Regions from separate parts of the Mus musculus genome. Here region 1 is linked to region 2. A link is a loop called in an ENCODE intact Hi-C map of the cell type or tissue named here. Cell type or tissue: heart. All regions are shown on one strand.

Evidence for each region. A loop is a pair of places that touch in the nucleus more often than their neighbours do. Peaks named below come from ENCODE experiments on the same cell type or tissue, not always from the same donor. Only the 100,000 strongest peaks of a DNase experiment are listed, where the experiment ranks them.
Region 1: a loop joins it to region 2, with 6 times the contacts of the local background. A loop is called at or near these places in 11 of 42 quality-filtered maps.

What each region holds. Positions count from the first base shown.
Region 1 is chr3:90,486,846-90,494,845 of GRCm38, reverse strand. It overlaps Ilf2 (interleukin enhancer binding factor 2), which reads right to left. Exons shown (of 14, transcript NM_026374.3): 11 at 7,934-7,995; 12 at 7,749-7,863; 13 at 7,529-7,619; 14 at 6,467-7,387. The coding sequence ends at 7,227. Snapin (SNAP-associated protein) reads left to right here and starts at 3,833. Exons shown (of 4, transcript NM_133854.3): 1 at 3,833-4,014; 2 at 4,252-4,298; 3 at 4,574-4,692; 4 at 5,253-6,820. The coding sequence starts at 3,872. The coding sequence ends at 5,354. In heart, CTCF peaks have their summits at 3,361 (motif pointing left) and 3,716 (motif pointing left); DNase peaks (open chromatin) are centred at 3,345 and 3,805; H3K4me3 peaks cover 1,165 bases; H3K27ac peaks cover 878 bases.
Region 2 is chr3:90,705,025-90,713,024 of GRCm38, reverse strand. No RefSeq gene overlaps it. Among named protein-coding and RNA genes, the nearest start is that of S100a9, 13 kb to the right of the region's middle. In heart, a CTCF peak has its summit at 4,255 (motif pointing right); a DNase peak (open chromatin) is centred at 2,774.

The sequences.
Region 1 (8,000 bases), 220 kb after region 2:
TAAAGGTGTGAGCCACCATGCCCTGCCCCTTTTCATACTTTTTAAACATTTTGATACATTTTTCTCTAAGAAAACTAAATAGTCCAGATGTTACCTGCAGGCCTCAAGTGCACCACTATGAGGTCAAGGCCCACTAGGTCTACAAAGAAAGTTCCAAGACAGCCAGGGGCGAACAATGAAACCTTGTCTCAAATGAAGGATACCCTCACAATGCTATATTAACCCTTTTTGTCTACTCAGTAAAAATAGAGCTGGGGCTCTTGAAATGTTTCCTTTGCCATCTGACAGAAAAGGCTGGAGAAACTTTCAGGAGACAGTGCTGCTTTCTGGCTCTGGTGGCTTCTCCATGTTTAAGATTCCGGGATGCAGAACTGGCAGTGTCATCCAGTGTCCAAGCTGTTTTATAGCAGCATACTGAGTGGGCCACCTGCCATAAACTGCTTTAGCAAGACCTCTAGCACAGTCAACAAACAGGAGCACAGCGATTTCTCTGCTATTCAGTGAACTTGATCAATGCCCTTTTCAACAATATCTGGACCTCGGACTGGTGATACAATAGGACTTTGAATCTCCAGTGGCTGTGGCAGCTCTGAATATCTGCTTTCCCTCTGTGTGCTTCATCTCTCTTGAGTTCCAGGCCAGCCCAGGCTTCACAGACCCTGCCTCAAAAACAGGATATAATAAAAGTGCATAAGACAGTTTACCTCTTGTATCTAGGTATACAGTTCAGTAGCAGCAAATGCATGATCATGTACCTTCCCAGGCCGGGACTCTTACCCACTATGCAATTGTATTCTCCACTCCTCCCAATCCAGTCCTGCTTTTGGTGTTTGCCAGTGCTGAGAATCAGGTAACCTGGAGCCTCAGGCATGCTGTGCAAGTGTCCTCACACAGCCACAACTTCAGCCCTGTCCTGCATTTTTATCTCCATGAATTTGACCATTCATATAAATGAAACCATATATTTGTTCTTTGGAGGCTGGGTTATTTTGTGTAGCAAAAACATCCTTCCATCCCATAATCAGCCTCTAAACACTGACACCATTGCATACGCCAGCAAGATTTTGCTGAAAGGACCCTTATATAGCTGTCTCTTGTGAGGCTATGCCAGTGCCTGGCAAACACATAAGTGGATGCTCACAGTCGGCTATTGGATGGAACACAGGGCCCCCAATGGAGGAGCTAGAGAAAGTACCCAAGGAGCTAAAGGGATCTGCAACCCTATAGGTGGAACAACATTATGAACTAACCAGTACCCTAGCCATCCCTGTCCTAGTCTATATCTGGGTTTCACTCTTAAATCCATTTATCTTTAAGGCATATACAATTTTGTGCATATTTGATGCCATTAAGAATATTCTTGGGTGAGAAAAAGCTAAAGAGATGGTTCAGTGATTTAAGAGTACTTACTGCTCTTGCAGAGGTCTCCAGATGGGTTCCCATATCAGGAAGCTCCTGTTAACTCCAGCTCTAGGGAATCCAACACTCCTGTCTTCAAAGCCCCAGGGGATTTTTTGTCTCTGAGCACTCTCACACGCAGGCACACACACACCTGCACCTAGTTTTCAAGTAGTGATTTTTACAGCAATCTGTCAGAGAGCTGAAGCAATGGCTTAGGACATGATGCTTTTTCAGAGACCTGGTTTGGTTCCATGTACCCTTGTCAGCAGCTTACAACTGCCTGTAACCAACTCCTCTGATCTCCCTAGGAACCTAATATGTACATACCTTTCCTCACACCTGCATATACACACCAAAAAACAAAACAAAGCAAAAAGGTAGAGCCAGCAAAATGGCTCTGAAAGTTAAGGGGCCTACTGCCAAACCTGAAGGTTCAATGCTGGGGACCCACATGATGGAAGGAGAGAATTGACCTCTCACAAATTGTTCTCTGACCTCTACCCATATGCCATGGCAAAGGTTTCCACACACACATGAACACACACAAAATAAAACTGAAAAACAAATCAAAAACAACTTTAGAAGCTAAAGCTGGTATAAGCCTGAACCTGAGGCAGGAGGATCACATACATAGTCAAGGCCTGTGTGTACTACAAAGCAAATTCAAGTCCAATCTGGCAATTTAGTGAAACCTTATCTCAAAAAGTGAGGTGGGGGTAGAGGGAAGGTACAGTAGGACTATAGCTCAGCAGAACATTTGTCTAGCAATCACAAGGCCCTGGTTTCAAGCCCCCCTCAAAAATTTCAGCAAAACAAAAAACCCTTAACTTTAAATCCTGTCATGGTGGCACAGACCTGTAACTCCAGCACTTGAAAGACTTAAAACAGAGCTTGTACACTATGCCCCTCCTTAGAATTGGGAACAAAACACCCATGGAAGGAGTTACAGAGACAAAGTTTGGAGCTGAGATGAAAGGTTGGACCATGTAGAGACTGCCATATCCAGGGATCCACCCCATAATCAGCATCCAAACGCTGACACCATTGCATACACTAGCAAGATTTTATCGAAAGGACCCAGATGTAGCTGTCTCTTGTGAGACTATGCCGGGGCCTAGCAAACACAGAAGTGGATGCTCACAGTCAGCTAATGGATAGATCACAGGGCTCCCAATGGAGGAGCTAGAGAAAGTAGCCAAGGAGCTAAAGGGATCTGCAACCCTATAGGTGGAACAACATTATGAACTAACCAGTACCCCGGAGCTCTTGACTCTAGCTGCATATGTATCAAAAGATGGCCTAGTCGGCCATCACTGGAAAGAGAGGCCCATTGGACAAACAAACTTTATATGCCCCAGTACAGGGGAACGCCAGGGCCAAAAAGGGGGAGTGGGTGGGTAGGGGAGTGGGGGTGGGTGGCTATGGGGGACTTTTGGTATAGCATTGGAAATGTAAATGAGCTAAATACCTAATAAAAAATGGAAAAAAAAAAACAGAGCTTGTGAGCTCAAGGCTAGCCTTGGTAACACGGCAGGACTTTCTCTAACAAAAATAGCAAATCTTTAGAAATAAAACTCGAGGGCAGTGGTGGGATACACCTTTAATCCCAGCACTGGAGTTCAAGGGCAGCCAGAGTGAGTTCCAGGACAGCCAGGGCCACACAAAGAAATCCTGTCTGCAAGAAAGAGGGAGAGGGAGATAGATGGGGAGAGGGCAAAAAAAAAAAAAAAAAAAAAAAAAGAGGGAGTGGGAGAGAGGAAGAGAGAGAAAAGAAAGAACCCTTAACATGAATATTACATGGCTTTCTCATCAATTCCCATGGAGAAGGCTATGGACAATAGCACTTAGATGGCTCAGCGGTTAGGAGTACTAACTGCTCCTGAGTTCAAAACACAGCAACCTTCAAATCCCAACAACCACATGGTGGCTCACAACCAGCTGTAATGAGATCTGATGCCCTCTTCTGGCGAGTCTGAAGACAGCTACAATGTACTTACATATGATAAATCTTTTTTAAAAAGGAAAGAAGGAAGAGGAAGAAGAGGAAGAAGAAGTAGAAGAGGAGGAGGAGGAGGAAAGAGAGAGAGAAAGGAAAGAAAGAAAGGAAGGAAGGAAGGAAGGAAGGAAGAAAGAAAAGAAAGAAAGAAAGAAAGAAAGAAAGAAAGAAAGAAAGAAAGAAAGAAAGAAAGAAAGAAAGAAAGAAAGAAAGAAAGAAAGAAAGAAAAGATCAGCCTGGTTTACATAGTTACAGGGCAATCTATCTCCAGAAGTCTAGATCCGCCCCCTACAGGCCCATGGAAGAAGAGGCTCTGGTCCCGGCCCGCTTGCCGGGGCTCACTGAGGACTCCATTTCCCAGCTATCCCACTGCCGTCTGGGCTGTATATCTAAGCGCCCTCTCGCGGTGCACAGCGGCGGTCTGGAGTTCCCGGCGACCCTCGCGGCAGGCTGAGGGCGTCAGGGCAGTTCGCGATGGCCGCGGCTGGTTCCGCTGCTGTGTCAGGGGCCGGGACCCCAGTGGCGGGGCCCACAGGCCGCGACCTCTTTGCCGAGGGGCTCCTGGAGTTCCTGCGACCCGCGGTGCAGCAGCTCGACTCTCACGTGCACGCGGTCAGGTGCAGGACCGGGTTGCTGGGGGCGGGGCCTAGGGAACTGGCTTTGTAGGGGCGGGGCCCCGAAGAAATACTAGATACATTCTTGAGACACTGATGTTGAGACTGGGTAAATAGGCGGAAGGGCCTGGGTGAGGCCTTGAAGTTGAGGTTGGCTTGTCTCAGTATTTGGGGAATAAGTAGAATTCGTTTCCCGCGTCCCAGTCACTGACCGTTGTAGACTTTTGTACCACTTTGCAGAGAAAGCCAAGTAGAGCTCCGGGAACAAATTGACAACCTAGCTACAGGTGAGTGAGCAGCCAGGATACCTAGAATCCCTGATCTCACTTTCGGGAACTTTGTTTCCCCAGGTTTTAGGCTAAGTTTCTGTCACTTGCTTCTCAATATCAGAACTACCCAAGGACTCCAATTTCTGGGGATATTTTAGGACAGAATGGAAGAAGGGAAGGTGTCTGTGGCCCACACAAGACTGCAAGAGTATTTTTCATCCCATTCCTCTCTTCCATTCCCTAAGAACAAAAAATGAGCCATTAGATGTTGGTTGCCCATTTCCTCTTCCCAGAACTGTGCCGGATCAATGAGGATCAGAAAGTGGCCCTGGATCTGGACCCCTATGTTAAGAAGCTGCTTAATGCCAGGCGACGAGTTGTCTTGGTCAACAATATTTTACAGAATGCACAGGTAAAATAATAAAATAGTAATAATAATAATAATCCCAGCAGTGCATGGTGGTACATGCTGTAGTTTCAGCATTTGGTAGGCTAAGGCAAGAAGGATGGCTTGAACTTTGAGCAGAGCCTGGACTATCAAATCAGCTAGGGCTACATAGCATGACCCTCTTTCAAAAAAATTTCTTCTTGTTTATCCTGCTTTATGTCTTCAACACTGTGAAGCAACTATGGGGGAAAAGAGTGGTGTTAACTAATCTGATAATAAAGGCCCATATTCCCCTCACCCCATTACTAGGCCTCAAACTAGACAAGTGCCAATTCTTAACTTCTAATTCTTAACTTCTAGTGGCTGTCATTTACAAGTCCATTTTAACGTAAAGGGCTGGCTTGAAAAGAGCCAAAGCCAGCTGGACATATAAGCAGGCAAATTTCTGAGTTTGAGGCCATCCTGGTCTACAGAGCAAGTTCCAGGGCTACACAGAGAAAAAACAGTCTGGGGACAGGGGCAGAGGGGACTCAGTTAAAACCTTTTACAGCAGTCATTAGATTCCCCATCTTCCTGTCTTACAGGAACGACTAAGGCGGTTAAACCACAGCGTGGCCAAGGAAACAGCTCGCAGGAGAGCTATGCTGGATTCAGGAGTTTACCCTCCTGGTTCTCCAAGCAAATAAGCACGGGCCCGTGACCTGAGTATACAAGTACAATTCTCCAACGGCTTTGTCTGGTAGACACGAGAAGATTCCAGGAAAGTCTCTGTAGACCTTTGATTTTTTTTGCACTATGTACTCATTCATGTAGCCGCCTCAAGAAACATGCGTACGGCAGGACTATTTCCTAAAGAACCTCCATCACAGCTTGTCCATCCAAGAAAGAGCCTCTACCTTTTGGGTTTTGTTAATCTTGAGACAAGATCTCAGTATGTAGTCCCGGCTGGCCTCAAACATGTCCTCTTGCCTTAGCCTCCTGAATGCTGGGATTATAATAGGCATGTGTCAGAGTGCCGGGCTCAAGCCTCTATATATTTCCCCCAAAGAATACTAAGTAAATTAGGCATCGTGTGGTAGAAAATTGAGAAAACACCAGATTTAGTGAGAAAGTATACTCCTATTTCTCCCCCTCTGCTTCACCACAGTTCCTCTCAGAAGGTAATAACCTTTCCAGGATCATCTTACACTCTATAATGTTTAGGTTAACTCCTATTAACAAGTTTCGCAACTGTTGCCTTCATTGCTACCCAAGGAGAGCATGCCAGATAGCGAGGATCCAAGGTCAAGGCAGAGCCTTGACAGCTAAGAGTCCTAAGCTTTTGCGATTTTTTTTTTTGTTTAGACTACATATTTTAAGGGCTAGAGGGATGGCTCAATGGTTAAGAACACTGGTGATTCTTCCAGATGGCGTCCAGTGCTTAGCGCCCACATGGTGACTCACAGCAGCCTCTAACTCCAGCTCCAGGGGAACCCAATGCCCTTGTCTGGCCTTTTGGCCCAGCACACACACACATATGATGCAGATATATATGCAGGCAAAACAACCATCCTCATAAAATAAAATTTAAAAGTTACATATTTAAGCGCCATCCTTTCCAGGCTTAGCCAGCCAGTGTTAACCATCCTGTTACTCCTATTACTGGGGCTGGGCAGTTTCCTTTACCTGTAACTCCACTTTGTTTACAACTGAGGACTTAGGTAAAGTCAAGGTAAATAATTTATCCTCTTGGCCACCCTGGCTTGACTATGTTAATATTAAGTATTGCTCAACATTATTAAATAAATGCTTGTACTGGTTATTTTAACAAAAAAATTTATTTTATTATGGTTTCAAAGGGTTCAGGACATGGTCACACTGATGCATATTTTGGGGCCTATTTTGAGACATGAGAATGTGAGGTGATCAAGCTTCCAAGAGAAGGGAATGCTGGACTCTGCCATTTATCCCTTTATTCTGTCCATGCACTGAGCTCATAAGATGCTTTCACCCCACATTTAGGGTTAATCCTTTGCAGAAATTTCAGGTTATTTTAGGCCAAGCTGAAGAAATTAGCCATCACAATGGTATCCTAGGAATCTATTACTTTCAATTTATATAATTTAAAACAGCAATCTCAATGTTTATAATAAAAGACTCAACTTGAATTCTACTGAGGTTATAGAAGCCAAATGTAGTTGCTACATATTGAAGAAAAATAAAACCAAAAGCCCTAGTAGGAAGTACTTTAATCATTTTTCTTAGAAAAAAAAAAAAAAATTCCCAGATACTCAATGACCGTTTACAGCATTTCAACACAAAGTACTTGGTTGGGAGTGGTTAGGTTTAAATATTGGGAATGTGTGGCATTCTGCTTCCTCACAGACGGACAGAGGGCATACGCAGTCACAAATGGGAGACTTCTAGCTGCTTGGCCACTATCGAAACAGTAGCGTTTTTTTCTTTTCAGTTTGTTTCCCTTCCTGCTGTCTCCCTATGCCACAGAAATGCCGCCATCTAAAGCCCCATGGTGGCTGGCTTAGCCTCTCTTCCCTTGGGGAGAAACAGTAAAGGGAAGGTCACTCCTGAGTCTCCATGCTTTCTTCTTCTTCTCCTTGAGGTGGTTCTTCTGTGTTCTCCTCCTCTTCCTCCCCCTCCTTCTTCTCAGGTGGCTTCTCATAAGCCTTTTCTGAGGGTGTCACAATCACTCCATCCCAGGTAGATATTTCAGAAGCAAGATCTAGAAGAAACAGGGATAAAACCCACTTCATACAAATATCCCAGTAAACAAGATAAGCTATATTCATTAATATTAGACCACCTTTAGATACGGCTTCTCTATAGTTCAGAACCCCTGAACCACACCACAGAGATAACTTACAGCTGGCATCCCCCTCCTGGCCAAGGATCTTCCTAAAGCCTCCATGGGAGAGAATTCGAACCAGAGTCTGAGCTGTGTAGCAGACCATATCCTGAAGAACAAGGAGAGGGAAATGAGCCAAAATAAATAGACTATACATGACTAACATCCGTGTGAAACAGGTCCCCTGGTCCTTGGCCTTCTGGCCAGAACCCCACTCATTTCGTGGTTGTCTTAATACCTGTTGTTCTAGGGTCATAACTGTGTGTACCCTGAAGTTGCCACTCTCACACGGGTCAGTGATGCCCACTGACCCAGGCAAGAACAGTCCTGCAGCCAGAATCTGCAAGCAGCGCCTGAAACACAAAGACACTTAGAAAGCAAACAAAACAGCTTAGAACCGAAACCCAGAGAAGTGTGTTATACCTGTAAGCCACATTCAGGGCCAAAGGCTGTCTGGTGGGGTTGTTCATTACAGCATAGTGCCCCTGGA
Region 2 (8,000 bases):
CTGAAGAAAGAAATCAAAGAAGACCTCAGAAGATGGAAAGATCTCTCATGTTCATAGATCAGCAGGATTAACATAGTAAAAATGGCCATCTTACCAAAAGCATTCTACAGATTCAATGCAATCCCCAAAATTCCAACTTAGAGATAGAAAGAGCAATTCTCAAATTCATCTTGAATAACAAAAAACTCAGAATAGCATAAACTATTCTCAACAATAAGAGAATGTTTGGGAGAATCACTATCCCTGGCCTCAAGCTGTACTACAGAGCAGTAGTGATTTTAAAAAAAAAAAAAAAAGGGGGGGGGGGGTATTGGTACAGAAAATATAATTGAAGACCCAGGATTAAACCCACACACCTGATCTTTGGCAAAGAAGGCAAAACTATCCAGTGGGGAAAAAAAGACAGCATTTTCAACAACTGGTGCTGGTTCAAGTGTCAGTCGGCATGTAGAAGAATGCAAATTGATCCATTATTGTCTCCAAAGATAAGAGACAAAGGTCAAGTCCAAGAGGATGAAAGACCTCCTTATAAAACCAGATACATTGAATCTAGCAGAAGAGAAAGTAGGGAAGAGCTTCGAACACCTTGGCACAGGGGAAATTTTCCTAAACAATACCAATGGCTCAGGATCTAAGATCAACTATTGACAAATGAGATCTCATAAAAGTGAAAAGCTTCTGTAAGGCAAAGAACACTGTCAACAGGACAAAATGGCAACCTACAGATTGGGAAAAGATGTTTACCGACCCTACATCTAATAGAGGGCTAACATCCAATATATAGAAGAACTCAAGAAGTTAGATTCTGAAGAATCAAATAACCCTATTAAAATTGGGGTACAGAGCTAAACAAAAATATTCTCAATTGAGGAATCTCACATGGCTGAGAAGCACCTAAAGAAATGTTCAACATCCTTAGTCACAGGGAAATGCAAATCAAAACAACCCTAAGATTCCACCTCACACCAATCAGAATGGCTAAGATCAAAATCTCAGGTGACAGCACATGCTGGTGAGGATGTGGAGAAAGAGGAACACTCCTCCATTGCTGGTAGGATTTCAAGCTGGTACAACCACTCTGGAAATCAGTCTGGTGGTTACTCAAAAAATTGGACATAGTACTACCTGAGGACCCAGCTATACCACTCCTGGGCATGGGGGAGAGGGGAGAGGTACAGAAGGTCAGGAAATTGAATGGAGGTATGTAGCAATGGGGGATGGGGAACTGGGGTTAGCCATGAGAAAGCCCCAGATTCCAAGGAAGCAAGACATTCCCAGGACCCAAAGTGGATGACATTAGCTAAAATACCCAACAAAGGGGAGGTAGAACCTGTAGAGACCATATCCAGTGGTTAGGCATGGCCCTCATTGAAGGATGGGGTCATCCACCCATTTCAAAAATTTTAACCCAGAATTGCTCCGGTCTGAAGGAAATGCAGGGACAAAGAGTGGAGCAGAGACTGCCCCACCTAGGTATCCATCCCATCTGCAGACACCAAACCCAAACACTATTGCTGATACTAAGAAATGCTTGCTGACAGGAGCTTGGTATATCTGTCCCCTGAGAGGCTCTGCCAGAGCCTGACCAATATAGATGCAGATGCTTGCAGCCAACCATCGGACTGAGCACAAGGACCCCAATGGAGGAATTAGGGGAAGGACTGAAGGAGTTGAAGGGGTTTGCAACCCCATAGGAAGAACAACAATATCAATCAACTATATCCCCCAGCGCTCCCAGGGACTAAACCACAACTAAAGAGTACACATGGAGGGACCCATGGCTCCAGCTGCGTGTGTAACAGGATTGACTTATCTGGCATCAATGGGAGGGGAGGCCCTTGGTCCTGTGGAGCTCAATGCCCCTGCGTAGGGGAATGCCAGTGAGCTGAGGTGGGAGTGGTTGGGAGAGGGGAGCTCCCTCATAGGCGCAGGAGGGAGGGGAGGGGGATAGGAGTTTGCAGAGGGGAAACCGGGAAGGGGGATAACGTTTGAAATGTAAATAAATAAAATAACGAATAAAAAATAAATTTTAATTTAAAAAAAAGGAAAACTAAAAGAAATGAAATTTGGAGAAAAAAACTCAGGGACTGGACAGGGGAGTAACTGGAAGGGAAGGAATAAGGGGCGCATTTGATGGAAACACCTGTGCACACTTGAATACTAAATAAAATATTAAGTTGTAAAAAGAATTATCCTCAAACTTCTCCTACCTTGAATTTTTAAAAAGGACTCACTTCCTTTTTTAACTTTTTACTGATATTTCTTGAGTTTCAAATCATGCGCCCCAATCCCACTCATCTCCCTCTTCCTTTGTATACACCCTCTGCACTCGCAACTTCCCCCTGAAGAGAAAATAAAAAACAAACATTTTAAAAAATAAACAAAACAAAACATAGAATACATCTCATGGTAGAAGCTGTAGTATGCCATATGGTATTCCCTTTGTCCACACATCTTTCCTTGCAAATGTGCATTGCAATGTCATTGCAACGCCTCTCGCTTTTGCTACACTATCAAAACTGAATCCTCACAAGGACTCCTTTCAGATATCCTGTATTTTCCCTGTGTCAGGAGATCCTGCAGCTTTTATTCTGCAGGACTGGCCCCTTCACGTGCTCCAGCAGTTCATAAATGAGGTAGATGTTGGGGTGGGCCAACTCAAAGCCCTGGATCTGGACCTGCTTGTTAGCTGAGTTGGTTAGCCTGCCTGCTCTTCCACACTTGCACCACCAGGGCGAGCTCTTCAGCACTGCTCCAGCTAACTCACCCAATGTTGCAGCCAGCAGGGGGCAGTGTGAGCTCTCTTTCTCTCATGCTCTTGAGAGCCACCAGAATCAGCTCTACTGTGCTGCTGGTCGAGGTGCAGGGCTCATTCTCCAAGCGTTTCAGCCGTTGAGAGGCTGGGCTAGCTCTCCAGTTCTCACATCCTCCGGGCTGGCTTACCCAACTGCCTCAGGTGGTAAGGGAGAAGGAGGGCATCTTCCCCGCACCCACACAACCTCACAACAGATGAGAAGCAGGGCCACGTATCCTGCACTGTGCTGCCCAAGAGAATTGAAGCTCTCAAGCATTGTAGCTAGTAAGGGGCAGGACCAGCTCTCCTGCTCTTATGACCCTGGTGCCAAACTACCGCAGGTGGCAAAGGGTGAGTGGGGAAGAGTAGCACCCCCATGCCCACACCACCTCACTGCAGGTGACTGGCAGGGGCCAGCTCTCCCCTGTCACACCCTCAGGACTAGCTCACCCAGATTCCTACCTCCATAGCCAGCTCTATTATGCTGCCCAGACGCAGTGCAGAGCCTGTAGTGGTCACTTCTTTGGGAAAACACCAAATGGCCAATAGGAGGCTATGCAGCTTCCGCAGATTTAGCAGCAGACTTGAGACCCACGTTCATGCTTGAGAACACAGGGCTCATGGAGGTAAAGCCAAAGGCAAGGAATGGATTTCCATCACCAACTGAGCTGCCTGGTTAAGGACATGAAGATCAAGACCCTGGGAGGTGATCCACCTGTTCTTCCTGACCATCAGGGAATCTGAGATTATTGACTTTTTCCTGGGCACATCCCTAAAGGCTGAAGTTCTAAAGATCGTGTTGGTGTGGGAGCAGACTCAGGCTGACCAATCAACCAGATTCAAGGCTCTGACTGCAACTGGAGACTACAATGGTCACTTTGGTCTTGGTGCTAAATCCTCCAAAGAAGTAGCCATTGCCATCAGAGGGACCATCATCTTGGCCATCATCCCAGGGCAGAGAAGTTACTGAGGGAATAGGGTTGACGAACACTACACTGTTCCATTCGAGGTGACCGGTAGCTGTGGCTTGTGATGGCACATCTCATCCTTTCCCTAAGAGGCACTGGCATCATCTCTACTCCTGTGCCCAAGAAGTTGCTGCTGAACACCAGTATTGATGACTGTTCCACATCATCCAGGGGCTTCACTACCACCCTAGGCAACTTTGCCAAAGCCATCTTCAGTGCCATCTTCCAAGACCTACAGCAACTTAACCCTACCCCCACCCCCAACCTCTGCACAGAGGCTGTGTTCACCAAGTCTCCTTATCGGGAATTCATTGACCATCTTGTGAAAATCCACCACAGAGACTCCCTTAAAAGAACCCAGTCTCCAACTGTGGCTACCACATACAGGAGCATATACAACAAAAATAAAGTAAATTAATTAAGGCTAAAAAAATTAAATGTAAAATTTTTAAAATTAGAGTCCAAAAGACTGCCGAAGCTGTCATGACATAGACAGGCCATAAGGTGGCAGCATATGCATTCTGATAATCCTGATGTCACCTTCTACCCAACAGGAATCTCCCTCACAGTCTAATCCCTCGTCTTCCCTGATGTGTCCTGTGTTGCACAACTTCTTAATTGTAGAAAATAACCTTCTAAAATACATTCTATCAAAACCAACACAGTCTTCGTTGTGTTTAGCCAATGTTTATCTGTCTCCTGCAGGCAAAACTTATCTAGTGATGAGTTAGCAGGTTAATAATGCAGTAAGGGAGACAGACCGAAAAAGCCAATAATTATAATGTCCACAGTGTGCTGATTGGAAAAGCCTGTTATTTTCTACAAAGGGTTGTAGACTTCAAGGAGATGCCTGAGGTGGAGCCAGGCAACAGGAAGCTCCTGAGATATAACACCTCCAAGTCTTGGGATAAGGTCTGGAGTTTCAGTGGGAAGTGAAATGAAGGCAACAGTTTATTCAGCAACATCCAGGGGAGGTGGAAGGACTGGAGAACTGTAGCCAGGGACAAGAAAGGGACAAGCAGCTTTCTCAGCTTGGAATGTCAAGTTTCCTGGCAATCAGAGATTCTGAGCAGAGATGCCCAGGTAGGAATGAGAGAAATGTGCAGACTTAACAAAGCTTATGAATGAGAGTTCAGAAGCCAGGTAGCTGAAGAGCCCTTGCATGGATATGGGAGTAGCCCAAAGTGCAGGCAGGGCTGAAGGTGGCCTTCAGGGTGGCTAATCATCAAGACTTTGTGTGGACCCAGAGATTGCAGAATAGTCTATAGTTCCTTACCTACCACCTGGGAGCTCTTTGGATTTGAACTTCCTGGCACCCTTGTCTCAAACTGTTCATTCTGGGTCAGTGTACAATAGGATGTCTCTCAGGAGCTATCTGTGGCTACCTACAGACAGGCAGGGTGGTGTTGGGCCTGAAGGGCAACTTTGGTGAGGGGGATACTAACTTCCTCTACAGAAGAAAACAATAAGTAAACCAGAAGTCACCAAAGGCCCTGGAGCACCCCCCCCCCAAGTCCTTCTGGACTACATCCAATCTGCCCACACGGCTAGAACTCCCATTTCCTTCTCCAGGGTCTAGAACAGGGAGTTTCCCTGACCCTCCTATCCATGCCTTCTCCCCAACCAGCTATATGTAGCCCAGACTCCATAGCCAGTATTCTGATCTAGTTTGACCTCCACTATCTATGCCACAACTGATCTCTAGAATTCTGCTAGGACCTGCCTTACCTATTTTCCTATGCCCAAGCTCTTCCCATGCTACATCAAACCCTTCCACCCATCCAGATCTACGCCAGCACCCCAGACTTGGACTTAGTAGGTACATCCTGTACACCAGTCATCTGTCCACCTAACTTCATTTCATCCGAGCCATTTCCAACCTCTTGGTTCAACCTGTCCAAATATCATCTCTTCTGCCCCAACCTGATCTGTCCATATTAGACTTAGAACTAACAAAAGAAGTCTATGTATCCAGATCTTGCCAAGTCCAGCATGGCCTTGGTGGGGACATATTGACATGGTTCCTGCCCTGGGACAGGTCCAGCAGACATAGGCCTCCAAGAGTGTCGATTGCTGCTGTGGGTATAAAGTTTATTTGTATAATGTACATATTTTACATTCCTCCTTTAAGGAACATCCTCCCTGTTAATGACTCTTTGATAATTAGATAACATGGAGTCCGGGAGGCAAAGGTATGGGTAATGAATCAGCAAAATGGTAAACACTGGGACCTTCAGGACAGCCCTCAAGACTGGGGAAGAAATCTAAACACAAAAATGTATGATTTCTCAAATATGCAGGAAACCCAACTTAAGTTTACTTGGTTTATGTTTACAAAAACAGACAAATTCCTAAGTTCAGGAATTTGAGGAGCCTGTGACAGAGCAAGGTTAGGCCCAGGTGTGGTAGAAATGGTACTTTCAGGTCAGGGTCCCACCCAACCAGCTTAGCATCTATGCTTCACAGAGGCAGGCAGGTCTCTCTGAATTCTTTTGCAATGTTAAAAGAAAATGTGTGCTTACTGTATCCTAAGAATTAAGGGGCTGGGTTCACAGGATGTTGAATCATAGGGCAATCAAAAGGGAATCTGGAATAAATAACTGAAGTGATATGTAAAGAGAAAACTAGACTTTGGTCTGCATGCAATGAGCTAGCAGAAAGCAATAGCAGCTCTTCTTTAGAACTTTCTCTGTTGAGAGCCGAGCTGTCTGGAGATCTGCAGAGAGCTTAAAACAGCTCTTCAAGAATTTTTTGACTTGGTTGGAAGATCCAATGATTTTTTTTTACAGCAGCTTTTCTGACTTTGGTCAGAAAATCCATGAGCTATCCAGATAGCTTTTAGAATTTTTACTAGCAGAGAGAGCTGTCTCAACCAGAAAGTTTTGAGAATAGCAAGAAAAAGCCGTCTAGAGCAGAGCAGAACACACAGAGAGAAAGTAGTCTGGAAAGCCACCTCAGCAGAACCTAGGCTGCAAGCTTGAACCCATGGTTTGACTTCGAGTCATTTGTTTTCACTGCTCCCAGACACCCCTTCTCTCAGATCCCCTCTCCACGCTAAGGGTGGTCATTGGCAAAATCTGATTACAAAAATACCAACAATGTGAAACATCAAGGTAGCATCCTCTCTCCAGCATCTACTAGTCCTGTAGAAATGTTTACCAATGAGAATTACCTACATGTATGCCAAGACACAGAATTTTTTTTAAATAATCATAATCTTCATCAAAGAATTCAAGAAGTTTAAAGAAGAAAGGAAGAAAGAGCTCAGTGGAATTGAGAAAGAGCCTAGGGAGAATGAGAACCTGAGTGATGCCCAAGAAGACACAAATATGAAGCAGAGGGGGGTGATAAGCACAGGCAGGACTTAAGAATGATAAGATGAGAACTCAAGCTGAAATAAAGATGGAAAATCTTAATAACTCAACCAGAAAACTCAAAGGAAAACTTTCTAAGTCTAATGAATCAGGCAGAAGATAAAATATCAGGACTCAAAAATAAAGTAGAGGACCTAGACGAAATAAGCAAGGAATATAAAGAAAAAATTAAACACAGGGAAAGAAACATATAGGAAATGCAGGATGCCATGAAAAAACAAATCTTCAAACTACAGCTGAAGAATCCCAAGTCAGTGTCATAGATCAAAATCTTCAACAAGCTCATAGAAGACCTCTTTCCCAAACTAAGGAAAAGCACATCGTACAGATACAGGAAGCCAACAGAACACCAAATAGACACCACCAGAAAAGTAAATCCCATGATGTATCATAGTTAAAGCATTAAGTATACATAACAAGGTGTATCAAAAGCTGCAAGAAAAAAGAAGTCATGTATAAAGGAAAACCCATCAGAATGGCAGCTGATTTCCCAATGGAAATTTTGAAAGCCAAAAGAACCTGGGACAATGCATTCTAAGCCCTAAGAGATTATGACAGCCAGTATAGTAATATACCCAGCAAAACTCTCTGCCTATAGTAATATACCCAGCAAAACTCTCTGCCATGAGAAAGGAAAAAGAAAACCTTCTCACATTATAAACTGCCTTTCAAAAATTTATATCCAACAAATCAACCCTAAAGAAAATATAGGAAACACTATTTTGGGCTGAAGAGAGGACTGAGCATAGCAGAAAAACTGAGGAAAGAAATACAAAGCCATTATTATTTAAAAGTGAAGTCTACTGAGAACACAAACAACAAAATTAAAAACCAGCATCCCAATGACAACAATTAACAAAAACT